Linked DNA regions of Homo sapiens: regions 2, 3 and 4 are each linked to region 1. A link is a loop called in an ENCODE intact Hi-C map of the cell type or tissue named here. Cell type or tissue: endothelial cell of umbilical vein. All regions are shown on one strand.

What was found. Peaks named below come from ENCODE experiments on the same cell type or tissue, not always from the same donor. Only the 100,000 strongest peaks of a DNase experiment are listed, where the experiment ranks them.
Region 2: a loop joins it to region 1, with 7 times the contacts of the local background. A loop is called at or near these places in 2 of 110 quality-filtered maps.
Region 3: it touches region 1 in a loop (10-fold over the local background); 11 of 110 quality-filtered maps call a loop at or near these places.
Region 4: a loop joins it to region 1, with 4 times the contacts of the local background. A loop is called at or near these places in 14 of 110 quality-filtered maps.

The regions. Positions count from the first base shown.
Region 1 is chr18:64,400,423-64,408,422 of GRCh38, forward strand. LINC01924 (long intergenic non-protein coding RNA 1924) reads left to right here. Exons shown (of 10, transcript NR_033881.1): 6 at 6,699-6,836. Among named protein-coding and RNA genes, the nearest start is that of LINC01538, 140 kb to the left of the region's middle. In endothelial cell of umbilical vein, no CTCF peak of the experiment used is centred here; a DNase peak (open chromatin) is centred at 4,929; H3K27ac peaks cover 1,769 bases.
Region 2 is chr18:64,330,503-64,338,502 of GRCh38, forward strand. The region is part of intron 5 of LINC01924 (long intergenic non-protein coding RNA 1924); the gene reads left to right. Among named protein-coding and RNA genes, the nearest start is that of LINC01538, 74 kb to the left of the region's middle. In endothelial cell of umbilical vein, no CTCF peak of the experiment used is centred here; a DNase peak (open chromatin) is centred at 3,279; H3K27ac peaks cover 1,248 bases.
Region 3 is chr18:64,033,131-64,041,130 of GRCh38, forward strand. No RefSeq gene overlaps it. Among named protein-coding and RNA genes, the nearest start is that of LINC01924, 67 kb to the right of the region's middle. In endothelial cell of umbilical vein, CTCF peaks have their summits at 4,862 (motif pointing right) and 5,075; a DNase peak (open chromatin) is centred at 4,861.
Region 4 is chr18:64,092,919-64,100,918 of GRCh38, forward strand. It overlaps LINC00305 (long intergenic non-protein coding RNA 305), which reads right to left. Exons shown (of 7, transcript NR_190189.1): 5 at 5,659-5,722; 6 at 4,916-5,077. Among named protein-coding and RNA genes, the nearest start is that of LINC01924, 7.2 kb to the right of the region's middle. In endothelial cell of umbilical vein, no CTCF peak of the experiment used is centred here; no DNase peak of the experiment used is centred here.

The sequences.
Region 1 (8,000 bases):
TTTAGAAAATCCAAAAAGATTTTGGATTTTAAGAAATCCAAAACTGAGTGTTCTAGGCATAGTGCAAAGCATTTATGACAATAAAATATCTGGAGTAGAAGAAAGAACAAAAATCTGCTTGACAAGCATGTTTCGAAAAAGGAGGGATAAGTTCAGATATGACTAGAAAAAGATGGCTTTAGTGTGTTCTTAAAGATAGATGCCTGGACTCCATCTTGAAAAGTTCTGAATCAGAAAGTCTGTCTTTTGTCTGTTCTTCTTTTTATAGGTGTTTTCAAATATAAACAGCTGCCACGCCCAAGTAATGTTGCTAATATCCCATGAGAAGCTTCTCAGGTGTAGGCAAACCATACTTGGCTTAAACACTATAAGCATCTTGCCCCATCCCTATGCCTGCCTGGAACATTGCCTTGGTTAGAGGTGTGAATAGAGAGAATGTATGCTGTTCACAGCTAATTAGTGTGCTTTAATTTAGGTTTTCCTTTCTGTTCCATTTCATAAACCCTGACCTTTATCATAACTAACATCCCTCTCTTGCTTTCTCCAAAGTTCCCCAATTGTGAAAGTATTTAAATTCTTTCTGTTATTTAAAAATAGCATGTTCATGTAATCATTTTAGAGTAAATCTTAATAGAGTTTAAGAGATGATTTTTGCCTTTATTAAAGAGCATGCAGGTGCCTTAATTTGCTTTTTTAAGTAAGAATAATCTAAAACATTAGAATTCATAGACATGTGGAAAGGTAAGCATTTTAATACAGTGACAGAATACATTTAATCAGGTAAAGGAATCTAATGAATAAGGGGAAATGCATCAAAATATCAGTTATTGACCCTTGGTAAATGAGAATTCAGGGTGGGTGATATTTTCTATGATATTTTATGACTCTAGTTGGTTTTTAATATTGCAAGTGAATGATAACTTCTGCCACTGCTTTGTCTTTAAAACACTTCAGAAGAATCACTGTATATCAATGGGAGGCTACAGCATGATATAGCTGCATAAAACATATGCTAGTGCAAAGATGCTAAAGAGAATCATTTGTTTTCCTAATAGCTCTATTTCAGCAGACCATGGCCTTACCCAGAAATGCCCTGTTAGCAAAGCTGTCATTCTACAATGATCTCTGGATGCAAGAACGATAATAGAGCACAGGCTTCTGCATTTATTGTAGAATATCATTTTTCCTTTATTTTTGAAAGAATTCATAATTTGTATTCTATTTTCCTTTGGCTAGAATAGACTAAAGTTTGATTCAAGGTAAAAACTCATCCAAGTAGGGAATTATACACTGGAGAAATATTTACAAGATGCACTGTAATCTTTCTAGCTAGAGTACATTAGATTTTCTTCTTATATCCAGGCACTTGAAATTGATACACTGAATATTTTCTTTTCCCCAGGTCACAGTATAAGAATAATATCATTTAGTTTACAAATTATACCTTGGGAGCCAAACTTTATGTAGTACCAAACTAAAGATAGGTTGATAGTGTTTTGGCAATTTACAGACCAAACATCTTCAAAGCCCTTGGGCCTGCAGGAATAATGAGGAGGATGTGATTAAATGGCAGTCCCCTGCTTGAAATCTTTCTGCAGCTTCCCATCATCTTGGATTTAGTTCAGACTCTTCACCATGGCCCACGAGGCCCTAAGGGATCCTGGCCTACACTCTCTCTCAGACTTTATCTTGTATGATTCTTCCTTTTTACTATATTCCAAGTATGCTTGCCTTCTTAATGTCCTTAACACATCAGTCTCATTCCTCCCTTGTGGAATTTGCCCATGCTGTTTCCCCCTCTGAAATGATTTTTTCATAGAGTGTTTACTTAGTTTGATTCTTTTTAATAGTCACACTTCAGTTTAAATGTTTTCACCTTTGAGAGGTTTTGTGATCACCATTCCAGAGTAGGCTCCCAGACACTGAATTATCTTGCCCTACATTTTTTTTTTAAATAACAATTACAACTACATTTTATATTTGTTTACTGTTTCTCACCCCCTCACTAGAAGGTAAGCTCTGTGAGATCAGGTTCCCTGCTTGTCTCATTGCTATACCTGAGACAGTACCTTGTGATAATGGGCACTTACTCTTTGCTTGTTGAATGAAGCAGTGAATGCATAAGTGAGATTCAATCTAAGGACAAAATAGAGCAAATGGAAGTTGATCTCTCTCTCTCTCTCTCTATTTCTTTCTCTCTCTCTTTCTGTGTGTCTCTCAATTTGCTCATGCTTTAATTTTACATTTAAATTCCATGGCAGGCAATATCAAAGGGTAGTTTCAAGTTTCAATTTCCTTCAAGCAAAAAAATTTTATAGTTAAAGCACGATTTGGATATTTTTCTACATTCCTAGAGCTAGCACTCAGGGACTTGGACCTATTTGCAGCAAAGATTGATTAAGTTTCCAAAAGTCTGGCATTTAACAGGAGTTTCCACATTGGTTCTATAAATCTACTGACCTAGAAAAGGTCTTTTAAATTTCTCATGAACACTACCAGACTGTTGCAATGTCAAAGAGATGAAGTAAATATCAGTAATCCAAGAAGTCTGATGCAAAATGGTGCCAACATGAGACTCTGCCATTACATATTTGTCCTTATTTCTTCTTTGGCCTAAACAGTTTGTTTAAGATTCAAAGTTTTTCAACTTCTTTCAGTTTATGTTGTTCTTCCAAATGGTAACCAATGACATCTTGACCTCATTATAAAATAGTTCCGTAGGGGAAATATGAATGAATGAAGGGATGGATAAACAAACAATTTTAAAACATCAATGATGCTGATGAAAAGAATGGGTAATATATTGAGTTATGCTATTTACTGTAATATAATTTCCCTACTGGCCATGCTTAGTTGCTATTTTAATATTATATTTAACTTAAGGGTCAAAGGAAAAGCAATAACAGGAAATAAAAAAATGCTTATATCTTTATAATAAAAAATTATATCAAAATTGTGGCATGAAGCTAAAGAAGAACCTAGAGGGAAAAAAAGCTAAGGATACTGATATTAGAAAACTAAATAGGTCAGATAAAGCAGATAAATATCTACCTTCAGAGGCAAAGGCTAAATAAAGGAATACATCCAAAGGAAATAAAAAGACATTAAATATTAAGGTAGAAAATAAATTAATAAAATTCAAAAAGCTTATTATGTTAAAGTTTGGTATTTGAACCAATATTAATATAAGCATTGATAAAACTTTATTAAAACTAAAAAAATGGAAAACTTGAAAGGAAAATATTAGAAATGAAAATGGGGACACATAACCACAGATATACAAAGAGTAAGAAGATAGTAAGAAAACACTGTAAAACATTTATGACAATAAGTTTGAAAATTTAAACAAAATAGAAAATTCCAAGCAGAGCAAAATTGTCTAATTTTGTTCTGTTTGCAATGCTTCTGAAATGTTCTACATGAATGAAGTGTTGTATTTGATAGGGGCACTCTATTTCCAGTTCATCCTTCTGAAAAACTGACCTTTTTATTCATCTCATCTTGTTCACCTTTAGGAGGGATATAGGAAGTAGTCAAGTAGCCTTCAGCTGCAAGATTCGTTTTTGGTGACTCACCAAGTGACTCTTTTGCCAAAGACATCTATGTTATTGACCTATCTCAAGGACTACATTGTCATCAAAGAAATCAATTTATTGGAGTTAGTAAATCGATTAAAATGCAAACATCCAGTAAAAATGTCTTCAGTATGCAGATTTTTCCATTAATGATGAATAATGAATTAGTTAATACCTAAAAGGCAACTAAAGGTGGCAGAAAAAAGTTTGATGGGGTGGAAACATGCATGTACAGTATAAAGTGAGATCTGGGAACAAGAGGATCTGAGAATGAGAAGAGCTGAGATGAAAGAGGAAATGAACAAAAGGCCCCTAAGTCAGCATTTGAGCACATGTGGTGCCTGGGAGTTTTGGGCTGAGGGTGAAATTAAGCAAGAAAGAATAGCAAAGAAAAATGTGCCTTTTATACTTTGTCTAGGGGCAGATGTGATACAGTGTTTTATTGGAAGGAGAACTAAACTAAAAGTCAAAAGAATTGACTGTTTTTTAGTTGCTGTGGGTTCTGCCTAAGACACTTGGCCTCTCCATAAAGTAATGTTATTTATATAGGAATCCTCTAGGTCTCTCCTTGTTCTGACATTTTGTTTCTATACATTTTACTGCCACTTGCCTAGCCATATGTAAAGCTACTACTTTCCCAGTTATCTCTTCACTAACAACAAAGCTTCTAATTTTCAAGTATCTATATCTCTTATTTCATTGATTTTGAAGTTACACACTCTCCTGTCCTTAAACTGTGGAGCTAAAGGATGTCAACTCGTCATTATTTTTATGGCTATGCTGCCTGTTTGAGTCACTTGTTAGCATTTATGTGTTATCATAAGCACATTAGAGTCAACAATTAATCCTCAAAACAGCTCTTCCAGAGAGGCCCACAAAAGATTTTATAAATACTATTGAAATTCATCTCGTGCCTCCATAGGAAAGTATGCAAGTGATTTTCTGACTGTATAAATATGATTCCATGTCAAGTTTCAACTTAATAAATGGGGCATAGTCAATAGCACGCGTACTAATTAAGCTTCTGTTCTTTAGTATTATTGTGATATATAATTGTTTATTAGCCTCAATAAGATGCTCTGCCAGAATGAGAACTGTCAATTTTGTAAAATTTATTGGCAGGATCTTAGAACCTGGATGGAAAAAGTAAGAGTACAATATAATTGACAGATACTTGTGAAATTTGAGCACATTATCTCTTATTCTCAGGTACAAATGGAGGTAACAAATTAAGTGGAATTCAGTCTAACAAGGAAGAGCTCTCAGCCAATGAGAGCAGTAAAACATGATGTAAATGGATGAGTAAGTGAAACCTTAGCTGAAATTCCATCTTTGGAATGAACAGATGTTGCTTGAACATATATCCTGTCGCGTACTTTCATGCTGGCTCATTTCCTATGGAGAATTCTAAACATATCAACAACATACTGTTTCTATGGGGCTCCCACGTAGATGGCAAAATTACCAAATATTTCTTATTAAAGTTATTTTCTGTGAATGGGTGTTAAAAATCTCATTTGTTTGTGTTCCTCATGCCTACGTTTTTTTCTCTGAGAGAACCCTACAAAGCAGCAAGAGATCACTGAGTAGTGCACTGTGAAGAAATCGTGGGCAGAAAATGAAAAAAAAAGAAACAAAGATAAATCCTATCCACTTCTCATTTCTGCACACACTTTTCTGCCCTGTGGAAGTTAACTGTGGTGTAGACTAGACTAGTCCTCTGTGCCTGGGCTTCAGCTCATATCTGTTTCTGAGCTTGTGCCATTAAAGAAAGTAGGATTTTTGGCTCACTGCATTGGTGTGAGGATGTGAGATAGTGCATAGGAAGGTGCTTATCAAATTGTAAGGTGTGACAAAGTGTTTGCTATACCTTATTGAAACAATCAAACCTGAGGTAATTGGTATTACCATCTCTTGAAACTTCACATATGGTTGCATTTTAACTATAACAATCAAACTACAAATGAAAATTCTGAGTAATTGAATAGTTTTGATATTTAGTACACGTGTATGACCATGTCTACACACACACACACACACACACACACACACACACCCTGAACTCTCAGTAATATACTACAGATTTCATAATATAGTACAAATGAAGCGACCTGTTATTTCTAGATTTAGGATGTCATGAAGGTAGGATAGAAGAAAGAAAATTTTCTCAGTTGGGCCAGGTGACAGTGTGGCTGTCATGAGGCTCAATTGACTCAGAATGCTGTGAAATAGCGTGGTCCTGTCTGGGTGGCACCATATTACATATCAGCCAATGCTGCATCCCTAAACTTAGTGCAACTGTAAAGCCAGCATTTTGCTTTCTACCCTGACAGCAGGTCAGGTCATGCAACATTTCAGTGAAAGCAAAGAAAAAAAGTTTGACAGTGCTAAATGTATTTTTAGATAGTCCCTTAATTGGTCATGCAAAATAATACCCTCCTTTGCCCCATACAAGGCTGATGGGTCAGTATTGAAATAATAGGGTAAAATTATTATGAAAAGAGATTATTTAACAGAACAGATCATGCTTCTTGTCTTGGGGCCTTCAGTTAACAAAAGTTCTCTCTCTCTTTAACCTACTTTAATTCACCTCCCTTAGATGACAGCTTTTTTTTTTTTCCAAATGAGCTAGCAGAAATACAGCCTCAAGGTTACGAATTAATTCAAGTCAAAACAGAAATGATGTGAAACAAAAGATAGTTTCAAAAGCCTGCAAATGTATTAAGTAACATAGAATTCTGTGCAACTAGAATGTATAATATCCTAAATATGAAGGAAAACTCATAATGCACTGTGAAAATCAGTTTGGATAGAGCAAGTCTGACTTATTCATGGAGATATAAATACAATACAATAAAATAAAATACATACAAATAAATACAATAGATGTCTTCAAGATTGTGTAACTATGTCCATACAACTGTCTATGACTCAAATTTTAAAAAAAAGAACCCAGGTTCACAAGAATCTGTAGGTGCTGTAAGATTTAATTCTGGATTGTGAAAGTTCCTTTATACCTTAGATTGTCAACAAAAGTTCCAGTGGTTTATTATATATCATAGCAGAAAGCCATCTTTTTCCAGATTGTTTTGTGTTCAAATAGCAATATTTCTGGCCCTCTAGGAATGACATGTTGTTTGGATTACTGAGCCAGAGAAGCCGCTGGACCATTGAGATTTAGTAGGCAATATGTTTGCCAGCCTTTTTGAAAATTGGAATGTTATTTTTGAACTTTATCGAAGAACATGCTGCATCTCTAAGGTGGGCATTATAAAATTAGTGAACATGTGGTTATCTCTCATTTATTTGTTTGCTACTGAACTAGAAGGTCAAAAATCCACCTTTAAGAGAATATTATTTCTCACACGACTTTCTTGTTTAATGGTATTATTTATATGGATAATAATAAACCTGCTGAATATTCACATTCAATTAAACACACACACACACACACACACACACACACACACACACATTCATACGCATACATAAACTCTCTGGACTACTGTTTTCATCCAAGTAAAGAAATGTCACAAATACAAATATTGAGTTTGATATGCATCTGTTACCATAGAAATGCTTATTTGTGCTAATTAAGATACTTTACCTTGATTAAAAGAATTAGTGGTTCTAGCACATGAAAAGTGGACTGGATTTGTTTTAGATTGATTTGGATGTCACCAGTCTTGCATTTTACAGTGTGCACCTCTCTTTGTGTGCACCTCTCTGTGTTTGCACACAGAATTTGAACCTGTTGCATAAAAACATTTGCTTAGAGTGCTGTGCTAACAAGATCATTGATCTATTTTTGTGTAGGGCAATTAGCTTCATTCCACTCGAAAGCCACACATTGCACCCCTGGTCATGATCTCTACCTTGTAAATGTTTGTCATGTGTCACAGGACAAATCTGGAGACAGAAGCAGTCTGGGTCAGCACAATTTCTTGATAGGAAAAACAACTCAAGGACATTTCTGCTGGTAGTAGGTTGGAGGACGTAGCATGTGAAAGCCAGAAGTGAAATTACAGACAGTTTCTTCCAGCCCACTCAAAGATATCATCTTTGAAAATGAAGACCAGTTCATAATATGCTGAACACAGTGGCTCATGCCTATAATCCCAGCACTATGGGAAGCCAAGGCGGGCAGATCACTTGAGGCCAGGAGTTAGATACCAGCCTGGCCACCATGGTGAAACTCCGTCTTTACTAAAAATATAAAAATTAGCCGGGTGTGGTGGCAGGCGCCTGTAGTTCCAGCTACTCAGGAGGCTGAGGCAGGAGAATCACTTGAACCTAGGAATCGGAGGTTGCAGTGAGCTGGGATCGTGCCACTGCACTCCAGCCTGGGTGACAAAATGTGACTCTGTCTCAGGAAAGAAAGGAAAAACAAACAAAAAACTTATAATATGCAGCTGCGCAGATGCA
Region 2 (8,000 bases), 70 kb before region 1:
TGTCCCCTCCCTGGGAATCTGCAGCGACATTTGGGAAGAGAAAATGTTGCAAAAGACTGAAGTTTTTGTGAGTGAGGCAGATGAGATTTCAGACTATCAAGATTAGGGGAGTTGCAAAATATATGACTATATTTTTACTCCTCAACTATTTGGAATGTGAAATGAAGAATCTTTAAGGTATAAATGTTTTGGATAAATCCACCTTTTATCTAAACAACTGCAAGGGAAATTTAAAATGATCACATTCGGCAAATAATTTACACGGACACTTTAGGCAGGGGTAAGGGGTGCCTGAATTGTTTGGATAATAGCCTTATTTCTCCTTTTAAGCTTTGTGGAAGGAAATTTTTTGACATGTTTCATCCTGGAAGTCACTCAATTTCTCAGTGTTTCTTTTATGCAACTGCTCAAGAAAGACTTGGGGAAGCTCAGGAAGCAGGTGGTTTGGAGGTAGAAACGTTACATATTTTGTTTGTTCTAATTATTTGCTTGCGGCATATGGAGAGAGAGAGTCAATTAGGCAGCTAGGATACCGACCACCAAGATCTTTATAGATTCAGACTTGCACTTGCATCCTGATGGGACACAAAACAGGAAGCTATTTGTTTAAGGGATCCTAACATTTTAACTGCCACCACATCTAGCCCCCTCTAGAATGAAAAGCAAGAGCTGTTTAATCGCCCACAGCATCTCTAAACAACAATTAAGAACAGGAAGTGAGAGGCACTGAGTCCAATTCAAACTCCAAAGGCAATAATTAATGAGAAGCAAGGGGCGCTGCTGATTATTGTAATTTCTTTTGGTTCTGATGACTAACATTCGTAGATTGGATATTCACTGTGCATTTCATTATTTATGTCAATGCATAGTGTTGATACACTAAATATGTAGGATCAAGATTGTAAAGTTTTATGCGGTAGAAAATAATATGGATGACTAGTTTATAATCAGTAAGTTGTAGTTTCCTATGAAACATTGACAGAATTAAGTAGAAATAATTTACTTGAATAAAAAAGAACATAATTGGTGAGCAACAGGATGCTGGCAGAGAATTTGTGAAAGCTCTTTTTCACTGAAATCTGAAGTGTTCATTTGCATAGTGAAGTCATGTTGAGAGTTGCATGTGTTCCGCCAAACATGGAGGGCTGTCAGTGGTTCAGGACTCTCCACCATGAACATTTGTCTATGTGTTCAGACCCTCTTGGGTCTAAGCAGAAACTAAGAGGTCCTGGCCCAGCTCTCATAACCTATTTGTTTGTGTAGACTTGACCAGGGTTTTGGTACCAGAAAATCTGTCTATAGCACCAACATCATTAGAGACATGGAACATGCACTTTCAGCAAGTGGCATGTAACACCTCACATACTGAAGGGTTATGATTCTGCTTTACAGCTTATGTATGGAAAATTTTAAAAATCTCAAGCAACATGTTCCTGCTACTCAGACTTTTGAGCTGCAGATTCAGCAACCGCTCAGAGAGTGTTTGGGGGGTTACAAACCAATAGATTAATCCAAAGGGTAGAGGAAAATTGAGATGATATATGTTTTTTGAACCCCAAGCTTGCGTTGGTTTTGGGGTTGAAGCAGATGCTTTGAGTGCCTGGCCGTATTTCCAGGAACCACCCAACTCGCAGCACTCGCGACTCTTGGCCTGGGACCTTGCTCTCATGCCTGCATGCCCCATGCACATGGCAGGTCAACAAGCGAGGATGTAGATCCACTACCTTCACCCTGGCAGCTCTCAACCAGTGACTTGACAGGAGCTGGGAGATGAACACTCTGTAATCCTGCCCTGGGGTAACTTCCAGATGCTTGTCCTTACCGGTTCTTTGAGCTCTCCAGTGGGATTGAGCTTCCGTTGCCCACAGTGGCTATTTAGCTGATATTACAAACTTTGTTGTTGTTCTTCTTTCCCCCGTCTCCCTTCCCTGCTCCTTCCTCAGAGCTCTGTGGAATTACCTCCTGGCGTAAACGACTTGCACTTGAATGCTCAACTCAGACTGTGCTTCTGGGGAGCCCAGTCGCAGACGTATTTTCCCTTTTCCCTTGCCAGGTTCCTAAAGCTAGTTAACTACGAATGGAAGCAACACCCGGTAGTGTGTCCTGGGAGCCTGCTGTGTGCCTCGACTGTGTTAGGAGCTGCACGTAGAGTGTTTCTGACCCTCAGAAGTACTCTACGATGAAACTCAGGAGTCAAGTTCTCAGCACACATCCTTAGCCAATCTCCTTGCATTTCACTTGCCCATATTAAATATTTATATGAGGTGTATTTTGAACAACAACAAGCAACATGAATGCACCAGTTAGCGGGACTTTCTCCTCTGTCATCAAAAGTCTGTGCCCAGGCAGAAATGGGGCTGTCTGTGTAAGGCTCACTTGAGGCCCCAAGTCATTCACTAAAGAGGCAGTTAGGAATCAGAGAGAGCAGGAAACCTCCGGCAAGGCTGGTTCATTAGTGCCTCTGCTGATTAATCAAGACCTGGCTGCCACTTTGTTAAATGCCCGGAGGTGGAGTTGGAGGCAATCAGCCCTGTGGAAGCTGCTTGATTGCTTCTCGAAGTGGCAGTTTGCTTTTGGACACTGGACTTGTTCTTGTCAGATCTGAATTGTGACCTTCAGTAAGAACAATGACCCTGCCTCCAAGTGCGGAGTCTATGGGCATACTATATAAGAGTCTGTTATACAGCCAGTCACACGTGAAGAAATAGCCGCAAAATCCCTGAGTGCAATTATATTTTGGTTTCATAAATGCAGCCCAATTATTGCATTTGTCTTCCTTTTGTATTTAGCTTGAAACAGCCACTCCCACTAAATGTGCCAAATGCTTTATTTTTGTCTCCATTTTTAGAGAGTACATCAGGAAAATGAAGTGAGCTCCCCCTCCCTCCCACAGTAAACAACCACATAACTGTAATAAGAAGCTTTCTGAATAATTTATAATTTGCAAACAAAAGTTCATCTGATTATGCTGAAATGACAGACACTCTGCCTAACAGTGTGTATTATCAAAGAGAGCTTTTTTCTTTTTTCCATTTTGGTGACTGACTATTTACACAAATTGAAGAGAAATAGCTATGTACACTATTACCTTTAAATTATTTTTTAATCTACCTTTTAATCTTTCAAAACTATACAGGAACAATATAATTATTCTCTGCCAATCACTGACAATGGCACATTCAAAAGCATTTTCCTATGCGGATGAACAAAAAAGACATTCAAGATAATGTGCAATTCATTGCTTCTTTTTTCCTAGGAAATGGGTGTTTCCGGGTTTTATATCATCAGTGACTCATGACTATTTTACGCTCTGTTTTCCTTGTTACATGGACAGAAAACATTTAAGACATATGATTTGCTGTGCAGCCACACCACCCCTTCTTGTCTCCTCTTGTCTTGGTGTCAGATGTGAAAATGATGGAGCTCTTATTTGTTTTAAAGCAAAAGTCTTTGATTAAAACTGATGGTTTGGTTGGAGCCACTTTGGGAGCTAATCAGACAATATAGAGAACAGAAACATTAATACTCCTCTCAAATAATGCCGGGGTAAAAATTGTACAATTTGGAGGGAAGTATGAAGTTTGGCTCATAATTTTGGCATTGATGATGAACCCTTTAAGGGGCCCCTCACTTATGTTTAGGTGATGAAATCCCATACTGTGATTGTTCTGAAAGTACAAGTCATGTCTGCACTGTAAACAATAGCTCTCTTACATTTTCAGAAGACCGGTAATTTTTCTTGAGAGAGTTCATTTGTTTTCTCAAATTATCTAGAATAGCAATCTGTCTTCTCCATATTATTATTACTTAATTTCACTTCAGGTTGGTTTTGGTAAATTTCCCTGGAGTTTGCCAAAACTTGGATATTGGGTTAAATAGGTATGCATAGCGTGGATTCATGTCCAACATCTGCTTTTTCAGAACATTCTACTAAAAGCTGGCAGGAATTAAGAATGTTCAAAACTGTACAATATAACATCTCTATCTTCTAGAATTTGAGAATTCTTTTTAAACAACAGAAAATCACTTTCCATAGACCATAGATTCTAACAATCTGCAAAGAGGAAACCTCTTTCAACATACTCTACTGGGCATTTTCCCCCAGGGATAGAGGAGGCTGCAGTGGCAGGTGCACTGCTCTTCATCAGCTCAGAACCCAAGAAAGCTATGGGAAACCTACCAAAGAGAACTGCAGGGTTCATGGTCATCTGAAGCCAGGTTTTTAGAGACATCTGGCCAAGCCTTTAGAATCAAGCATGGATTTAGAAATCATCTGAGAATCCACTGATTCTCATTCTCCAATGGGAAGTTCATCCCAGTACCATATGGGGCCAGCTGAGAATTCTGTCACCACACCAGCACCAGCACCCATCTGTTCTTTCTTATCTGAAGTGGTTAGAAGACGGACATGGGCTAGCTGTGAGATCAGCACCACTCATTGGGATCAGATGTACAGGCGCCCATTATTCCATCATCAGGGACTTTCATTCTTGGCCTGGAACTATTTGGTATCAATATTAAGAAATTCCATTAGACCAACATTTCTCTGGATATATTTTCACTAATATTTTACTTGGAAAGCAGCCACTAGCTCTTTTTAGACTTTTTAACAGTTGTCAGATGATTAAACTTTTCATTCTATAATAACTTAGGGTGGATTTAAACCATGCCATATCTCCTAGTTTCTGAATCATCCCATCTCTCCCCTATTAGCAAATTTAATGGTTAGGAGTAGGCAGACAGCCCACCAAGGACTTCTCAAATAAGAATGTTTAGAAAGGAGACACCTCCACATTTAACAATGGCAAATGCCGTCCCTCTTAGGAATTTGATTTCATTATAAGGAAAAAAATCTTTCCTGCATTGGTGAAAACTGCATAAATAATAATGTATACATTTTATTTGCCTTTACTCTCTCAGGGGCTTTAATTTCTACAGAAAGGAATATCTTTTGAGTCTATCTTAAGTGATGAAACATGTCAAGAAATTCAGAATTATCCCATCTGTAAGAAAATCACCACCCCCCCCCCAAAAAAAAAAAAAAAAAAGCTCAGACTCAAGCCCAGTAGACTTTCCTTTGTCCCTCTGTGTTGGGCATGCCTCAGCCTCCTGAATCAGCCCCTGGAGGGCATTGAGGCTGGCTTGATGTCACTTCTCCAGGGCAACAGATACTCCTGGAAAGAATGGTGTGTTTATAATTTTTATCCTTTTATTATTGTTTAATTACCTTCTGATACAAACAAGTGTCCTTGTGAAGGCTAAAAATAAACAGGATGGAGTTAGGCCAGACACCATCATAGTAAGACTTTTAGAGACAGACATTTCATTCCAAAAATTGAGTCTTGAATATAAAACTCTCTTTTTGGTTATCTAAGCACTAAGTCCACATACACAGGAGTCTATGAGTCTAATGTTTCCTTCATGACTCTTATTCAAAATTAGGGCAATGCTAGAGTATCTATTAAAGATTCAGGGCTTGGATTTTTATTAATGTTTGAGGTTCTTATTTCTGTTGATGAACAACATGAAAAATAAAACAGTGACAAGACAAATAGTGCCAGAGCAAAAGAGAACTCTATATTTTCTAACATTTCTTTTTTCAGTCATTTAACTTTAAATAAAATAGAGCAGAACATCATGTATTTTCCTGAAGGTGGAGGTGAATGGGAAAGGAAATGGTTTTATAGTGATGAAGATGGAAATTTGCAAATCATTTCACATTTAGCTTTTCCTTTTTACATTTGAAGCTTACTCACGGGAAAGGAAAAAAACGTATCGATAGCACTTGGTTCCATAAAGGGGTTGCAAATATATTTGAGAACATGCTCTACCTAGAAAGGAAACCTGGAAGGGGAAGATTGAGGGGGGACAGAGAATCTTTGTGAGAACGAGAGAAGATCGTGTGAATGGCCCCTAGTAAAGCACCTGGCATGTTGTGGAAATTAAGGAGTGTGGTCTCTTTCCCTGAAAGAAGAGAGAAGAAAACAGCTTTCAGGGGTCGGGGCTGGGGTGGGGTCAGAGAAGTTCTTTTTCACTATGGAAGTTAGTGAAAAGATCTCATTCCCCAATAATTTAATCTTTGTCTTTCCTGGCAAAAGTGAAAATCTTTCTGATCAGTCTTCTTGAATAGTGTATTTTGCTATTCTAAAGCATAAATAAGAGAATTTTGTTGCTGACTTTTTTTTTTCATTTCCTTCAGACAATAGTAGTGACGGGTTGAAGAATAGAAAGAACAGAAGGTAATGTGAGAGCGATTAGAATCATATTAAAATAATGATAGCAGCTGTCATTGACTGAGCCCTTATAATACATGGAGTGTTATATGCAGTATTATACTTCTTAGAACAAGTTAAAACTGGGATTATTGCCCTTATTTTGCAAATGCATAAAACCTTCAAAAAAATTCAAGCGCATTGTTAAAGTGATAACAGTGTGCAAGTGGCAGCTAGGATTTTTAACTGGAATCTCTTAAACCCCAAGTCAGTATTATTTGCACGGTGCTTTCCACTTGTCAGTGGTTCATCTCAGCCAGACAGAAAAACAGCTTTAGCCATCGAAATGGAATCAGGACCTTGCTCTCATGCAGTGTTGACCAGAGTGCTCATATCTAGCAGGGTTAGGTCTCCAAAAGGGTTGCTGTCACAACTGGACAGTGGCTGTTGAGAAAAAAATAAGAATGAAGAGGAAGTGGTAACAAAAAGTCCCAGAAGAGGAGAACAGGGCAGGAACGACAAGAGTGAGGAAGTTAGGAGGTGACCTGCCATCAACTGCATATTTTCTGTGGTCCTTCCTAAACTCCTAGTCAGCCCCTTCATTGTTATCAGAGGGTCACAGGAAATGCTCTGTCCCATTCCCTATCTTTTTTTTTTTTTTTTTCCTGAGACAAAGTCTTGCTCTGTCACCCAGGCTGGAGTGCAGTGGCATGATCTTGGCTCACTGCAACCTCTGCCTTCGGATTCAAGCGATTCTCCTGCCTCAGCCTCCTGAGTAGCTGGGACTACAGGTGTGTGCCACCATGCCCAGCTGATTTTTGTATTTTTAGTAGAGATGGGGTTTCACCATGTTGGCCAGGATGGTCTTGATCTCTTGATCTTGTGATCAGCCCTCCTTGGCCTCCAAAAGTGCTTGGATTACAGGCGTGAGCTACCACGCCCAGCCCTCAATCCCTATGTTTTTTAAGGCACCGCCTATTGTTACTTAATAGATATTCTATATTTTGCCCATGAAGAAAGAACAGAATCTAACAGCTATATTATTGACTCTATTTTCTGAGGCAAGTGCACACCCAGTCTCAGTTTTCTAATTCCCTGTTCCCGACCCCAGTAGCTTGAGCAACCCTTGGAACTGTGCAACTGATCTTGGCACAGAACACCAGAAGGTGAGCGCTTGGGGCCATGCACTGGAAGGTGAGGATATTAGTACTGTCTGCCCAGAAAGACAAAACAACCCACAAGTGGGCTTGTTTTATGTAAGACTAAAGCCTCATTCATCTACTGGCCTGCTCAGACCCACCCATTCAGTTTCTCTGGTGGTTTGGAATGGAGTCTCTGTGGGTGCCCTATGGAATTTTGTTGGGGTGACGTGAGTGCTTCCAAAGAGCTGGTTTCTTGAAGCCAAAGTGCTGAAAATGAGGCTAAGAAGGAAATACAGAAGCCTATGGGGGGAGTGTGGGAACATGACCCTCTCTGCCTTGTTAATGCTGCCAATATTTGTGTTAGAGGAGTAACAGGAACAAGCATTTGATCAATAGTCCAGAAAAGCTTGGGGAGGAGAAAGAAAGAGAGGGCAGCTAATTCCCCAAGTCCAGCTGCTGAAAGGGTGTTTGCTTTACCTTAATCAGTGGTGCATCACCAAGGGATTATGAAAACTGCCCAGAGGTGCTTGCCACCACTGTCTATGTTGGATCCCCAGTAGCTACTCCAAAGAAACATGCAGAATAAATACACACTGTGCTTGGTAAGCAAATATAGCTCTAAGTCAAGTCTCCAAACTCATTGTTC
Region 3 (8,000 bases), 370 kb before region 1:
ACCTTGACATATGTGATTCCATTTTATCCTCACTTTAGCCTTACATAGTCTATGTTACTACTATAATTTCACAAATTAGAACACTGAATCCCAGAGAAGTTACGAGGCCTGCTTTAGGTTACCTAGCTATGAAGAAGTAAAGCCAGGAAATAAAGCCATGATTCCTTTAATTCCAAAATCTATGGTACCTACCTAGAGGGAGGTAATTTCTCTGCAATTTAAAGAATGTATTTAGTTTTAAAATTCATACATTAATTTATGACAGTCCTTCAGTTGAGTCAACATAACATCAAATGTAGGTCATTATATCTTTGAACCAGGAACAGTTGGCTTTTAAACAATGCCTATTAGCTTCCCTGTAAAGGGAAAATGATAATACCATGATTTGATTAGAAGAATTAAATTAGATGAAGAAAAGAAGTGTGCGGAAAGTAGATAACACATGGTTACTGTCAACAGTCTATAGTTCTTTTCTTTCTTCTTGATTAAAAGAAGGTAAGACCTCAAGAAAGAACCCATCACTTCGATATTGCTGTGCTGAGCAATTTCAATTGGTTTTTTAATAATCTTTTATTAGGATTTGTGAATGAAAAGACTTAAAGCTTGTAACAAGTTCAGTCTGAAATCAAATATGGCCTAGACAAGGCTCTCAAATCGATAGCAAAGCATCTTCTGAGGGATTGTATTTACTCACTGAAAGCCCTAAGGATGCAGCTAGAATGTATGGGAGGAAGCCAGAGTTGTCAGCTTGTTAAAACAAACAACTTTCTCATTTAAGCCTTTCAAAGATTAGTAAATGGCCTTAGAAGACAGTGAGTCTTCTATCACCCTAAGTCTTCAGATGACACAGATAAGAAGAGGGTTGTTTGATGAGTGGGGTTACACCTGGAGGGCTTTAACAACCCTCTCTTGCTATGCTTCAGAGATTCTATTATTCTGCTAAGATGTAATAGATACCATGAAGGCCCCAAATACCTCAGGATGGTTTTTAATTTATTTACTCATTCATGTAGTTTTTTTGTTGTTGTTGAGTGCTTCTGTACCAGGCCCTGGTCTAAGCACCAGAAATGTAAAATGAGCAAGAGATATTCCTTCCTCTTAATGAGCTAATTTTCTAACAAGAAAGAGACATATGTGAAATAGAAAACCCAGTAAAATATGGCTGGTGTTATATTAGAAGACTGTATGTGGTATAATGGGATCCACAAAGCAGAGGTCATCAGTGCTCTTTATTTTACATTTAGTACTTTTTTTTTGTTATTTTGATCTAATCTCTTAATTTTGAACATTCTGACTCAGCCGCTAGGTTTTTCTTCTGAACCAGCTCTGGATATCTGCTTTGTAAATTGCAATCAAGAAAAAGAGACATCCCTCAACACCATCCACATGGAAATTGTCCTTCTTGCTCTGGTAGGTCTAGCCTGAAGACATGAATTTGAGATTTAGCCATGTAGATAGTGGTTGGAGTAATGAGAGGAGGGTGAGCTTATCCTGGGAGAGGAGGTAGATGGAGAAAAGAAACCAAACAGTAATAGTAGCACTGCTCCATGGATACCCTTGAGTTTCTTTTCCATGCATAGCATGAAAGCATGTAGCGGCTGTGAAATGACACAGCTTTGGAGATGCGAACCACAAATGTAATGCATTTTTTGATAAAGATTTAGAATGAGCTACCATCACATAACCTGAGAATGTTGTTATGACCTTCTTCCAATATGATCAGAGAGGAGAGCCTTCACGGACAAGCTCAGTTCTTCTACTTCCTTAATTTTTGGGAAATACTTTCTCCCTTTTTTATATCTTGAAAATATCAAGAAGAGGGAAAATCTCATTCTTGTCTGCCTAGCATCCATTACTCGTGGGGTAAAATCAAAGCCAATCATCACCTAGCTTATTGGCCAAGGTTTGGAAAAAATTTCACTTTTGGATCTTTCCTCACTCTTCTAGATACGATTAGTTATCGCTCCATTCTCTGTGTTTTCATGACTATCTTTATTTCTGTGTTTTGGCTTTTACCATGTTATATTGAAATATATTTTTGCATTATTTTTGTCTTTCCCACTTGATTACAATCTCCTAGAGGGCTATAACATTAATTTTGAAATCTTTATAATCTATTATAGTGCCCGAAAATAGATGTTCAATAGATATTTAATAAAGAACCAGATAAATTTATTTATTTGTTTTAGTGTCTTAAATATCTTTATTTTTTAAGGAACAAATGTCTAATTATATACATAGAAACCATGTAAAATATCCATTTTTTTCTGTGAGCCAAATCAACTTCTCTATTTTATTTTATTTTATTTTATTTTATTATTTATTTCCATAGGTTTTTGGGGAACAGGTGGTGTTTGGTTACATGAGTAAGTTCTTCAGTGGTAATTTGTGAGATTTTGGTGCAGTCATCGCCCGAGCAGGATACACTGTAACCCAGTTTGTAGGCTTTTATCCCTTACCCCCATCTCACCCTTTCCCCCGAGTCCCCAAAGCCCATTGTATCATTTTTATGTCTTTGCGTCTTTATGGATTAGCATCTGCTTATGAGTGAGAACATATGTTTGGATTTCCATTACTGAGTTACTTCACTTAGAATGATAGTCTCCAATTCCATTCAGGTTGCCGCAAATGCCATTATTTTGAAGAACAAGATAAATTTGGATATAACTGTGAAGTAGGCAAAATTCTCTCCATACTTTCAAAATATGTCTTTATTTCCTGTCATAGAAAGCACCAAATAATGGACTTGCTATGCTGTTGTGGAAATAACATCCCTCTAAGAATCAAGATACTTGAACTTGTTGCCATCCCTGTCCGTTACTTGTTGAGCAAGCTTTAGAAAGTCAGTTAACTTGGAAAAAACAAAAACAAAACAAAAAACAAACATACAAAACTTCCCTTGGTTTCCTTATCTGTAAAGCGAGAGTGTGGAAGGAGATAATCTTTGAAGTTCCTACCAACTCAAAAATTCTGTAACTCTTAAAAGTGGCCCATGGTCTCATAATAATGTTAAGTTGGTGCTATTAAGTGTTATTCTAGAGTAACAGGTATAACAGATATGAAGCCACGGCAACTAGGTTTGTATTCTAAATCTGCAACCAAATGGTTGTGTGACATTGGACAAATCACTTAATATCTAAGCTTCAGGCTGGGTGCAGTGGCTCACGCCTGTAATCCCAACACTTTGGGAGACTGAGGCAAGCAGATCACCTGAGGTCAGGAGTTCAAGACCAGCCTGGCCAACATGATGAAACCCCGTCTCTAATAAAAATACAAAAATTAGCCGCGTGTGGGGGCTCGCACCTGTAGTCTCAGCTACTTGAGAGGCTGAGGCAGGAGAATCACTTGAACCTGGAAGACAGAGGTTGCAGTGACCCGAGATCACACCACTGCACTCCAGCTTGGGTGACAGAGCGAGACTCCGTCTAAAAAAAAAAAAAAATGCTAAGCTTCTGTAATCTAAAAAATGAGAATTAAATGATAATATTTGTCATAGCATGCAACTTAATTCAAAACACATTTCATTTCAAAACACATTTCAAATTTGTTTTTAACTGTGCACCTCATACTTGGTTATTCATTATGCCACGGCAGCTAAGACCAAGCCACTTTCATGTTCTGCAATATTGTCCTACTGCAATAGTCTCCTGACCAGCTTCCCTGCCTCCAGAGTGAAAATTTAAAAGCTGAAATCAAATCACATGATTCTCCTGCTTCCAACCTTCCAATGGCTCCCATTTTAAACTTAGAATCAAATTCCAATTCTTTGTATGGTCTATAAGAACTGTGTGGTCTGAGCTGCTTACTTCTTCAGTGTCCCATCTGATCATTTCCATCCCTCTATTCTGGGGCCCACTAACCTGCTGATCTTCCAAGAAATGAGCTTGTTCTGTATTGTTCTTTCTGCTTGGTTTTTCCCTCAGACCTTCCCAGGGCTGGGCTTTTCATCATTTTTTGTCTCTGGCCATATATCAGAGAGATAGTCCCTGTCTACACAATACCTCTCTTTACTTCCAAGAACTTTGTGTCTCTTATGCTAAGATTTGCAGACATTTAGTGACTGATAGTGACTTGTCCAAAGTTACTCAAACTTTAGAAATTAGAATCCAGAGGTCCCATGTTTTTTAAAAAAATCACATGCAGACAGATTGCCATTGTATCTTTGTAATATAAGAAGTACCCACTTCCTCCGGGTTTACTGAGGGAAAACTTTCTGTAACGGAGTCACTGATCATCATTAGATATGGAGGGTGGAACTTTGGACTTCAAACTATTTTTCATATCCTGCAAAGCATGGGGCTATTCTTGAGTTCCAATTGTTGCACTTAAGCATAAGAAGAATATGACAATCAGGACTGTGTTTTTTCCAAAAGACATGCTAAGACAAAAATAAAACATTAATTTAGTAATCACCAGATTTTTCCAGCAAGCACAGTTTTGTGTTAGAATGTTTCAGAGATGAAGGGAAGGGGGAAAAAAACTGACAAATGCATTTCACTAGCTGTAATTGACGTGTGGATAGGTAAATGGACATGAATTAACAGCTTTTAAATGGTTATGGCAGATGTTTTAAATGGGCCACACTGGACATACATCAATATCCAATCTTCCAATCTTTTTTGTAGCAGAGTTAAGAGACACTAAAAGTACTTTTAAGTTAATGAGTGACTAGCAGGTAAGCAACGAGCAAATTGATAGGTTATCTGTCCCAATTTCATCTGTGCATCTGACAGGTCCCACACAGTATTTAAATTGACTTCAAAAATATTTTTTGTGTTTGCTATTATGAAGGTAATTGGTGTAAAATTCCCTTGTTTCACAAAGACAAGTTAACCAAAAAAGAGTAAAATAAAAATCTCCACCAGAGGTCAGCAGTGTACACATTTTCACCATGGTTTAAACTCAAGAACCCCCACTACAGGTGGGATCTGAGCTTTATCAATAGGGTGAGATGAATTCCCTGACGATAGCACTCTTTTGCCTTATTTCTAAAGCACTCAACTCCAGTAAAAGTTCACAAAATACATCTTTGAAATTTAGAAATTATGAATGCTGCTCATTTTGGTGAAAAGATGAGAGTATGGGCCATGTGGTATGGAAATGGACAGTGGTCTGATGACTGACAAGGGAATAGAAGCCTGGGTTGCTCTTTCCCTGTCACAGGACTGGTGTTACTGCCACATGCAAAAATCTCCTTTTCAGGAGTCTTTTAGGTTATAGTTCGGTGAGAAATATGTCAGAAAGTAGCCACAGAGATAAAGGGTCTTTTTCTTATGTATAGTAAAATAAGGAAAAAAAATATATAGATATAGCTTTCAAGTAATAGCTATATACTTTGTAAATGTTTTTGATAGTCATATTCCTCTAATTTTTGAATATTCTTTCTGGTGAAAGGCAGTCAGTCAAGTTTGTGTTTCTAACTCTTGTCCATTACTGGGATGATGTCTCGTGAGTTAGAAGGATATGAAGGCTTTAAAAGTTTCCCTTGGAAAGGGTGGGATTGAAACTGTTGGTCTCAATGTCTTTCCAGCCATTGAAGTTTGTAATAGTTTTGTTGAAGTTAGCAGTCTTTTGGTAGTTTTTTGATTGGCTTTACTCAGAAACTCTGTGGTCAAAATAGGCATTTGTAATGTGTTTAACAAAGAACATTTTGCAAAATGTCTGACAATATGGAGTATGAGGCAATTGACACTCATATATGAAGTCATCATCATCATTACCCAGAGCAGCCATACCAAGTGCCAACACAACACTGGCTACCCAGCATCACTGGAGGGTGCCAACAGGACCACAGGAGGATGTTGACTTGGAGGATGTTTCTCCAGCGTCCTAGACAGCATTATAGTCACATCAGGATATCTACAAAAAGCAAAGCTATGTTACCACACTAGGGTTTCTTACAATCTTTTGCTTAATTAACATTAATTAACTAAATCTACAAACATGCCACTTCCTTTTTTTTTTTTTTTTTTTTTTTTTTTTTTTGAGATGGTGTCTCACTGTGTTACCTAGGTTGGAGTGCAGTGATGCAATCTCAGCTCAGTGCAACCTCTGCCTCCCGGGATTAAGTGATTTTCCTGCCTCAATCTCCCAAGTAACTGGGATTACAGTTGTGCACCACCACACCCAGCTAAGTTTTTGTATTTTTAGTGGAGATGGGGTTTCACCATGTTGGCCAGTTGGTCTCGAACACCTGACCTCAAGTGATCCAGCCTCCTCAGTCTCCCAAAGTACTGGGATTACAGATGTGAGCCACCACACCTGGCCCCACTTACTTTTTTATCAATAAATCTTGAATGCTTTACATTCCAGAAGAGTTCGAGAGAGAAACATGGGTGCTTTAATCTTAGGCTGTGCATAATATATGATATTTCCAAGTTGTTTCTCAAGAGTTTTAAAAACTGGTCATGAGGCTTAAGTATATTAAATCAGGCTTATTTTCAAAAGCCCTAACTTTAATTTCTATTGACAGTCTTTTAAATAGCAAGCAAATTTTAGTTGAATCCAAATATAAACTCTATACATTCATTATTTTCTATAAAATTGTAAATGACGGTAGTACATAAAGCATATATATATATATATATATATACCCAAAAAAAAGAAATGAAATAATTATTCTTTCTTTGTCCACAGAAGCAAAAGATCACTGAGAAATTCAGTCAATAAATATTTAATAAATATCTACTTGAAAAGATCACTTTAGAAGTTATTGGAGGAACAATAGCAAATAACTGAGTCAATGTCAACAAGATAACCATTTAAGGTAATCATATATATATATTTAATAATTATAAATTATTTATTCAGAAAACACTTAATGATTACCTGAGGAGTACCAGGCTTTGAGAAGAACAGTGGAAATCATTAGTAATAATAATAATGATAATAATGGTAATGGTGATGCCACTAATGACAGCATCTATCATTTATTGAGAGCCTTTATGTGCCTGGTACTGTATCAAGCATTCTCCATTTTGTTTTACCTCCATTTTAAGTTAAAAAACAAAGGACTAGAGAAATTAAATCTCTAATACAAACGTTCAGATATATTTGCAGAACATTCAGCCAATGTCTGATGTGTTTGGCTCAAAAGATGTTACACTGTATGGTACTACTTCTCATACAAAGATATAAAAGACAAATACACTTTCCTTCAAAGATCATAGATCATGAAGGATGTGAAGAAATATTAATAGCTATAAAACAATGTAATGATTGCTGTGATGTAGGGATATCTACACCATAATATCCATCAGGGTGAAGGGAGCTTCTAAATGCCTTGTGGTCCATTCACAGAGGAGAGGATGATGCTCATTTTGAGGTGGCGTATGAGTAGGAGTTCACTGTACAGTCAAGGGTAGGGAGACTTGCAAATGAAGCGAATAGGAGAGCAAAAGTTCCTTGCATGAGAGAACAAGCACATGCTTTAATGAGCCTTTGCACAGAACGACTTTGTAGAATGAACAGGGAACAATGCTAGAAGAATAGGCAGACTGAGGCCATGAATAGGACTGGGTATGCCTTGCTAAGGAGCTTACACTTTATTCTCTAAGCAATGGGGAGAAGTTAAAGCTGAGTGTTGACCCAGTTAGGTTTGACTTGCCAAATAATCACTTTAGTAGCCGTGTGGAGAACAGGGGAGAACAGGTAAGAACAGGAAGAGCAGTTGCAATATTTTAGGTGAGAAATTACAAGGGATTCAACTAAGACAGTCACATGCAGTAGAAATGGGACTGGCTGGAGGGTTGCTGGCTAGATTAAATCAAAAGAGACCCCCTGAAAGTACATATATGGCGCATGTGTCTCATAATTCTGGCTCGAATGACTGAGCATAGGGTGGTACTACTACGTTTGGGAACACTAAGAATTGAGGAGGTTTTAAGGTGGGTAGGAATAATGAGTTGAATTTTAAACATGTTGAATGTCAGGGGTTATGTTACATATAGATTGGTAAGTCCAGTAATGATCAGAAATCCATGGATGCCTGCAAAAGAGAA
Region 4 (8,000 bases), 310 kb before region 1:
TCTGAACAAAATCTTCTTTAGGACAGAGAACATATCTCAAAGCACATTTAGTGTATTATCACACATCCAGTAAGCAATTCATTATAATGTTTTAAATGGCTGTGGAGGACAGCCCGAGGCACCAATGCTTTCGGAAAATATATTTTGCATGTCCACTGAATGGTGTCATAGCGAGTCTATAAAAATATTAGCCTTAAAGGAATCATTCCACCCATACTTTACTCTTAGCAATTATGCCTGAAACCACTCCAGCGATGAGGACTTTTTAAAAATGTATAAGTATCTAGAGATAATCAACCAGGCTACTTTATTACAAAAAGTTCACAACTTCCCCACATGAATATACCTGACAGCCAGTTAGTTCACTTAGCTGCTCTGGTTAGCAGTTGTAGGCTAATCCTAACCTATTTTTATTTTTATTTTATTTATTTTTTTGAGATGGAGTCTCGCTCTGTCACCAGGCTGGAGTACAGTGGTGCGATCTTGGCTCACTGCAAGCTCTACCTCCTGGGTTCAAGCAATTCTCCTGCCTCAGCCTCCCCAGTAGCTGGCATTACAGGTGTGTACCACCAAGCCCGGCTAATTTTTGTGTTTTTATAGAGATGGTGTTTCACCATGTTGGCCAGGTTGGTCTCGAATTCCTGACCTCAAATGATCCACCTACCTTGGCCTCCCAAAGTGCTGGGATCACAGGCATGAGCCACTGTACCCAGCCAATCCTACCCTGTCAATATGTTCTTGTAGTCACAGGGGTTGTAGCCATGGGGAAAAGTGACTCATTTAATATATGTGTCATCAACTTCTGCTATAGGCAAGAGAGTTTTAAATGATGAGAGCTGGGAAGGGGCTTAAAGATAGAGCATATGTTGACCTTGAGCAGCATAGCCACCCATCCCTGTTTATAAGATTTCTGGTACAGGAGATTTTCAGTTTCAAAACATGAGAGGTTCTAGGAAAACCAGGAGGCATTGGTCACCCCACCTTTACTCAAAGAACTTACAGTTTAATTGGAAAGAAGTGCACACAAAATATGAGAAATAGAAAAGTACCATCAGTTGCGAAAAAAAGGGAAATAGTTTTCCGCTGAAGGGATTCTGGATCGGGGAATGCAAATCCCTTGCTATACCTGGGGTCTGTGGGAGAAGAGTTGAATGAATGGCATTTTGGTAAGATGAAACTTGATGGAGTCCAGGCATTTCATTTGTCTCCTCCTAGATCTCCTGTGAAATGGCCAAAATGATAGCAAACTAAAAGAACGTTATTACTAAAAACTAGGGAAAAGAGTCAATCATCTGAGAGAAAGTGCAAATAATTTCTGCTGGAAGAGAGCAATTGGAGGACAATTGAAGGAAAACACTGAAGACTGTTTCACAAGGTCCCCTTCTGAAAAGATGATACAAACATGGAAATTAAGGAAAGCAAGTCCTGGCAGCACCCCATGGATATTCCCTTATTTGGAGTGGTGAAGGGAGGGGTGAGGGTCGACTGTGGGCAGAGAGCACAACACCCTCAGAAGCACTTCTGCTGCTGGAGAGTAAGGATCAGCCCAGGGAAGATCCTCCAGGATGTCTGGAGCTTCCAGCATGGCTGAACCAGGCAGAGAGCTGGTGGTGAGCCAGGCATCCCCCTAAGCAGTGAGCCTTCCCTTGGTAAAGCAGAATTTCTTCCTGGGCCAAGCTCACACCTGTAATCCCAGCACTTTGGGAGGCTGAGGGGGGCAGATCACCTGAAGTCAGGAGTTTAAGACCACCCTGGGCAACATGCCAAAACCCCATCTCTACTAAAAATACAAAAATAAACCAGGTGTGTTGGCAGGTGCCTGTAATCCCAGCTACTTGGGAGGCTGAGGCAGGAGAATCGCTTGAATCCAGGAGGTGGAGCTTGCAGTGAGCTGCACTGTACTCCAGCCTAAGGGACAGAGCAAGACTTCATCTCAAAAAATAAATAAATAAATAAATAAATAAATAATAAAATAAAATAAAAGAATTTCTTTCTGGGCAAGCAAGACTCCCAAGAAGCCTCAATCTGTGTACCTGTCATAGAGACCAGGACAAACAAATTTGGATACAGAAAACTGACCTCTGAGCCATACAGAGAAGAGACTGAACAGAATTAGCCTTGACTGATCATGGTTATGATTCTTCCCCATTTCTTTTAGGCTGCTGGCTTTACTAAAAGGGCAAAGCAATTTTAAATTAAAACAGCAAGGATGACAAAAAATACCCCTTTTGAGCTTAAAATTTGAGAGGCGATTTCTAACAGCAAGCAGATGGATAGTGAGGAGACACAGGGACAATCCTCCTACTCTATTTACAGGCAAGCATGAGGCTAGGAGAGACCTCTCCTCTCTCAAGGATGTGTAAATAGAAAACAGCCAACAGGAGGCCTGTGAAAAGATTTTGCAGCTCAAAATAAGGAGAGGGACATAGTACTCAACATCCAGGAAAGGAGCTAGTTTTGAAGAGATTTATTGCAGAAGATAAATTATATTTGGGCAATACCTGCTTTATGATCTCACTAAAATATAAGACAAGAGGAGATTTTTTTTTTGATAGAAGAAGTGAAAGATGACATGGAATCCTATGAGACTAAGGTGAAACAGGAGCTATCTGAAAACTAAAAACACACCAAAAGGAATCTAAAAGAAGTGAAATAATTTAAGAAAATTAAAAATGCAATTTTGGAATTTACAACTGCATTTCATCATTAAAGAACAGAACCAACACTGCAGAATTTTTACTTACTGGCTAGAAAACTCACCTGAGGATCCTAACAGAACACAAAGAAAGTGGGTGGAGAAAAGAAACAGATCAGAGAGAAATAGCAGATAGAATACATTTGGAGTTTCGATATATACATAATCAATGTTTCTGAATAAAAGACTAAAACAAATGGAACTATTTGAAGATATGAAATAAGGAATTTTATGAGCTGAAGAAATACACAAGCTTCATATAAAAGAGATCAATGAGTATCTGGAAAAATTTATGAAACATGGGAAATGTTATGAAAAGAAACAAAAATTTCAATTTTCCCCATGAACATTTGGAATTTCAACAATAAAATGGGAAAAATGCTAGAAGAATTCTCACAGAGTTCTGTAATGGTCCTGATAAAAAAAAATATTAAAAAATGAATAAAACTTTCCTATATGCTACTTAAAAGAGTTTATTAAGGATAGAGTTCATAGATAATATAAGATGACTCAAATAGACTTAAGAAGCAAGTGCCTATATACATAAGAATCTTTATGCATAATAACATAAAACTTGATAAAGTGATATGAAGAAATGAAGATTTAGTCTTTACTCTTAGATACAAAGACTCAGGATTGTATGCATATTAGTTTTTCCCAAATTTAATGCAATTCCAACAAAAATCTTAAAAATCTTAGAAGTTTTTAAAAACTTGGCAAAATGGTTCTAAAATGTAAAATTATCAATGTCCGAAACAGCAAAAATATTTTGAAAAACAGGGATAATAAAAAGTGACTTAACTAGACTGTTAAAATGCTTAACATAGCTGACTAGATAGAGAAATCAATAAATGAAAATAGTAAAACCAGAAATAGGTACATATACAGAAGTTTATAGTGTATAATCCTGTTGGTATTAAAATCCATTGAATAAATATGAATTATTTATTAAATGTCGAGCGTTAACTATCAGGAAAATGTAATGCTATTTGTATCTTTACAGTATACAACAAAGTTAATTCTAGATGAATTACACCACCAACTATAAACAATCATACCAAAAATTAATGAATATAATATGGGAATAAATATTTCCATTCAGGAATGTGGATTTGACTATATGACATATTAAAATCTTCTTTGTATTACAAAACGTAGTAAGTTAAAGAACACAATAATAAAATATTTAATGAACATATGAGGAACTACTGAAATTCCCAAGTAAATCTTGAATGCTTTCTTAGAAAAATGTTTAATGAACACAAAGTTAGTTTACAGAGAAGTACAATAATAATAATAATGGCCAAAATAACTAGAGGAATAATATTTTTATATAACTATAATAAAACTTTAATTTTTAAATAGCATTTTAAAAATTAATAAATTTAGTAAATATTTAAAATGCTAAGAATTCTGGAGGACATGGTGAGAACTCATGTACAGTCTACAGAATTGTAAGTTTGCATAATGCTTCTGGAAGGGACTTTATAAAGTTATGTTAGTGTAATGATATTTCCATCATTATAACTGGATATAACTATCCATATGTGATTATTTAAGAAAGTTGTAATATGTGTTTATCGTAGAATATTATGCAGCCATGAAAGATGTATTTTTAAAGATGCTAATAGCTGAATTAATTGCTGTGAATTAAATCTATTTGTATATTTTCAAGATTTTCTGTATTTGATTTATATTATATACAATTATGTTATTTTGTAAAAACCAAAGAGTCTGCCCCACCACTGGTGATTCAGTAACACAATATTTGCCACAAAAAGCAGCTTATAATTACTACTCAAGACAATGGATTCTTATTGTCTTAGAAATACAACTTACTGTAACTTTGGAGGGAAACAATAATGTAAAACTTGTAATTGCTATGTTTCCAGTCCAAGGTTTGAGCACAAGGTGTCTTTTATATAATTTCAGATTTGCTTGTTCTTATTATTAAGACTTATGAAAGTTTTTAAAGTAGAATATATATAAAATAAAGAAAAAATATAAAGAACATTCTTAAAAAGAGCCTATAAAGAACTACTCCGCGTGGTCAGAAGAGGGAGCTTTTAGATTGCAAAAAAAGTAAAATTTTAAGCACTCTATTATCAGAAGTAATATTATTTCAAGTCCTCATATTGAATACTAATAAAAAAGTAGCCATGGAAACATTCCTTTATAATAACTTAAAAAACTTTTTGTTTCATGAAATATTGAACTTACCTTTATTCTTCATTGAGAGCATGTAGAATCTCACTCTAACCACTGTCTTCTGACGCTTTGCACATTTGACCTTTGTAAGTGTGGCTGATAAACCAGAAGGCTGCTGACCAGTTTCCATCTCCTGCTTTCCCTTTTCATCTTTGCAGGTCGCAGAGATGGCTACTGAGATAAGGGACAGGAGAGTGGAGAGCAAGGTGGCAACAACTAACCAACAACAAAATTAAAGATTTATTACGTATTATTGAATAAAGGTACAGAGGCAAAGTTCTCTGACCAACATTGTCCATTAAAGATAATACTAGAAATATAAAAGTTGAAACTATCCATCTAATCTGAAGCCTTTTTCTATGTCAATATTCAGATTTTAAAAACTAGTATTTCAGTTCCTAGTGCCTTCGTAAGCGATTCATAAACCTGACCGTGTTTATAGGTACGGCAGAAAATGAAGACCCAGGAGTGAGTTCTGTTATTATAAAAATCATGGCAGTTAGAAGTGTAACCTAGAGTGCAGAATGCAACAATAAGGAGGATAATTCTTTTTTAATTGGCATGGATCACACACCAGTTCCACATTCAATTAGTGGCTTTACATCTTGAAACAGAAGTAGAAAATTTGAAGTGAGTTCATGTACTCATAAGTAACATTCTAATTTGGGAAACAAATTATGAGAAACTCTATAAATAGGGTTAATTTTTTTCTTAGGTTTGTAACTTTAAAGAAAGAATTTGAAATGGTTACTCACCATGTATAATGCACAGTCTATGAAGGTTGATCATATCCAGGGGTGGAACCAGATAATTTCCATCCTGCAAGTGAAAAAAGAAAATAAATTGTTGTTTTCAGTGAATGCTGCAAAACACAATGAAAGTGAGTAACCCTGGGAGTGTAAAAGTCCCCCATTCTTCTGTGTGAATCAGTGCTCATCTAAAGCCTGGACCTGAACAGCCTTAGACGTGTCCTCTATTTGCACCCAGCCTGGTTTAGATGACCCCAAGCCTCTTTCTGAAGTTATGTGTGCGGTTGGCTTAAATTTGACAAAAATATTGGGTAGGGTCAAGGCACTAAGCCAAGTGACAAGGAGCATTGAAGTTTCATACAATGTAAGGAAGGAGAAAGACCTGAGGGAGAAGGAACCTCAGTCATCCCATGAATAGAAGGAAAGTGGGGTGTTTGAGCAGAGAGGATATAGAGGGATATTATTCAAATCAGTAAGAGGAGAAGATATCCTGTCTCTATTCCTGTTGACCTTCTCCTTCTTATCACCAATCATTCATTTACTTTTACTGTCTGAAGAGGTGCAAATATTGTAATTTAAAAAGCAGATATTCCTTATAATAATATATTAAATGCTATATACCTGGAAACATTGTTTTAATGTTTTGTCTGTGTATTCTATGGTCCCTAAATATGGTCACATTTCATACATGTGTACTCTCTAAATTTGTGATTTTAAACATTTATTTAAAAGCCCTATTTATTAATCACTGATCTTGTGAGGTGGTGATGGGTGAAAAGATGAATGAGGCACAATCGTAGAAACTCATAGCCTCATAGGGGAATCAGAGAGGTCAGCAGATGTTTAAAACCTGCTGAGAACTAAGTACAGGTTTCAGTGGTTAAGATGCAAGGTGCTGCTGAGGCAGGGTTGGACCCAGAGATGGAAGAGGCACCGACAGTGATATAGTTGGTCTTAAGCTTTGAAATGATCTCACTCCTGAAAATAAAAATCTTTTTTGCTAGCTGGTCACCTGAATTCATTTAGTTTACCTTGTCTTTTTCCTGTAGTAGGATTTCACAGAGGATTTAACGTGTAATGGTAAGAACTCGGAACTGAGTGCAAACAGTTGGTTTTGACCATCAGGGAGAATAAAATCCAGCCCCTTGGTTTTATTAGGTACTGGGATCCTCGTTTCTCATTGCAGATGGTGGATTTTGTAATGTTTACATCCTTCAAGTTGTGAGTTGCCCTTTCCTGAATACTTGATATGTTCTACATGGCAAAGTCTGCCAGTCAAACGGCACAAAAAATGGTGTGTTCTCAGGTTCCTTGTTAACATACATACAGCTTTTCGGAACACAAATAAGTTCAAAGTTGTGCAAAGCTGTAAGGTGTTCCGTGTTGCCCTGGGCATTAATATAAAGTGAAAGCTAGTTACAGTTTGCAACTGAATTAGTAGCAGTCTCTATTTATAATGCAACCCTACTTCGACATAGCACATATATTTTTAAAGAAAGACTTAATATCCAATTATTTTTACAAGAAAGCTGGCTGGCTAACTCCAAGAAGTTTAAGTTTTCCATTAAATATTGTTTTTTTTTTCTTCAGGGGAGATGGTTGTTATGACAGGATTCTTTTGCCTTATAAAAAGCCTCGTGTAACAGATAAAGTAATTAGCTGTAGACCAAAGTAGTTTGCTCTGTGTGATTCTTTAACACCCCCTCAAAGCTACTCAAGCATCATATTTCATTTAATTAAATACACAAAAAGTCAATTGGAGCTCTCCGCTACATGAAACTTCTTGAAAGTATGAAGAAAGAACGTCACAGGAGGGCTTGTGTGTTCACCACAACCTCAGGACTGTCCCGGTGCTGGGCCTTTCTTTTCCTCAAGGGGCTTCCCAGTACAACTCGAAGCAGTCAGGGCCAGGATTGTGAAATCAGTCCATCTTCTTCACTGGTTATTTGTGGAAGCCCAATTTACCCTACTTTTACCCACATCCCTAGGCAAGTGAGTGCAAATAACTGAAATGACTCATAAAGTCTTTGAATGAATTGATTTTCTCTTTTTACTTGAAATCAAAAATAAATGTTCTCTTTTTTTCTCTGGCAAATTGCCTCCTATGCAGTTATAGCTGTGTATTTCTCCTGGGATTTACAGCATTTGAAAATCAGCACTTGAGAGACTCGTGCACCTGTGTGTCCATATATGGCTTCCTGTTTTGTCACATGAGGCAGTTGCCTGCTATGTTCAGATTCAGGGCTTTTTGAGAGGGAGAGCCATGAATGAATGTCCCATGGAAGGCTGCTGGTGAAGAGTGTCATGACTCTTCTGTTTGCAATAGAGTGTGTTTGTATCCTCATTTA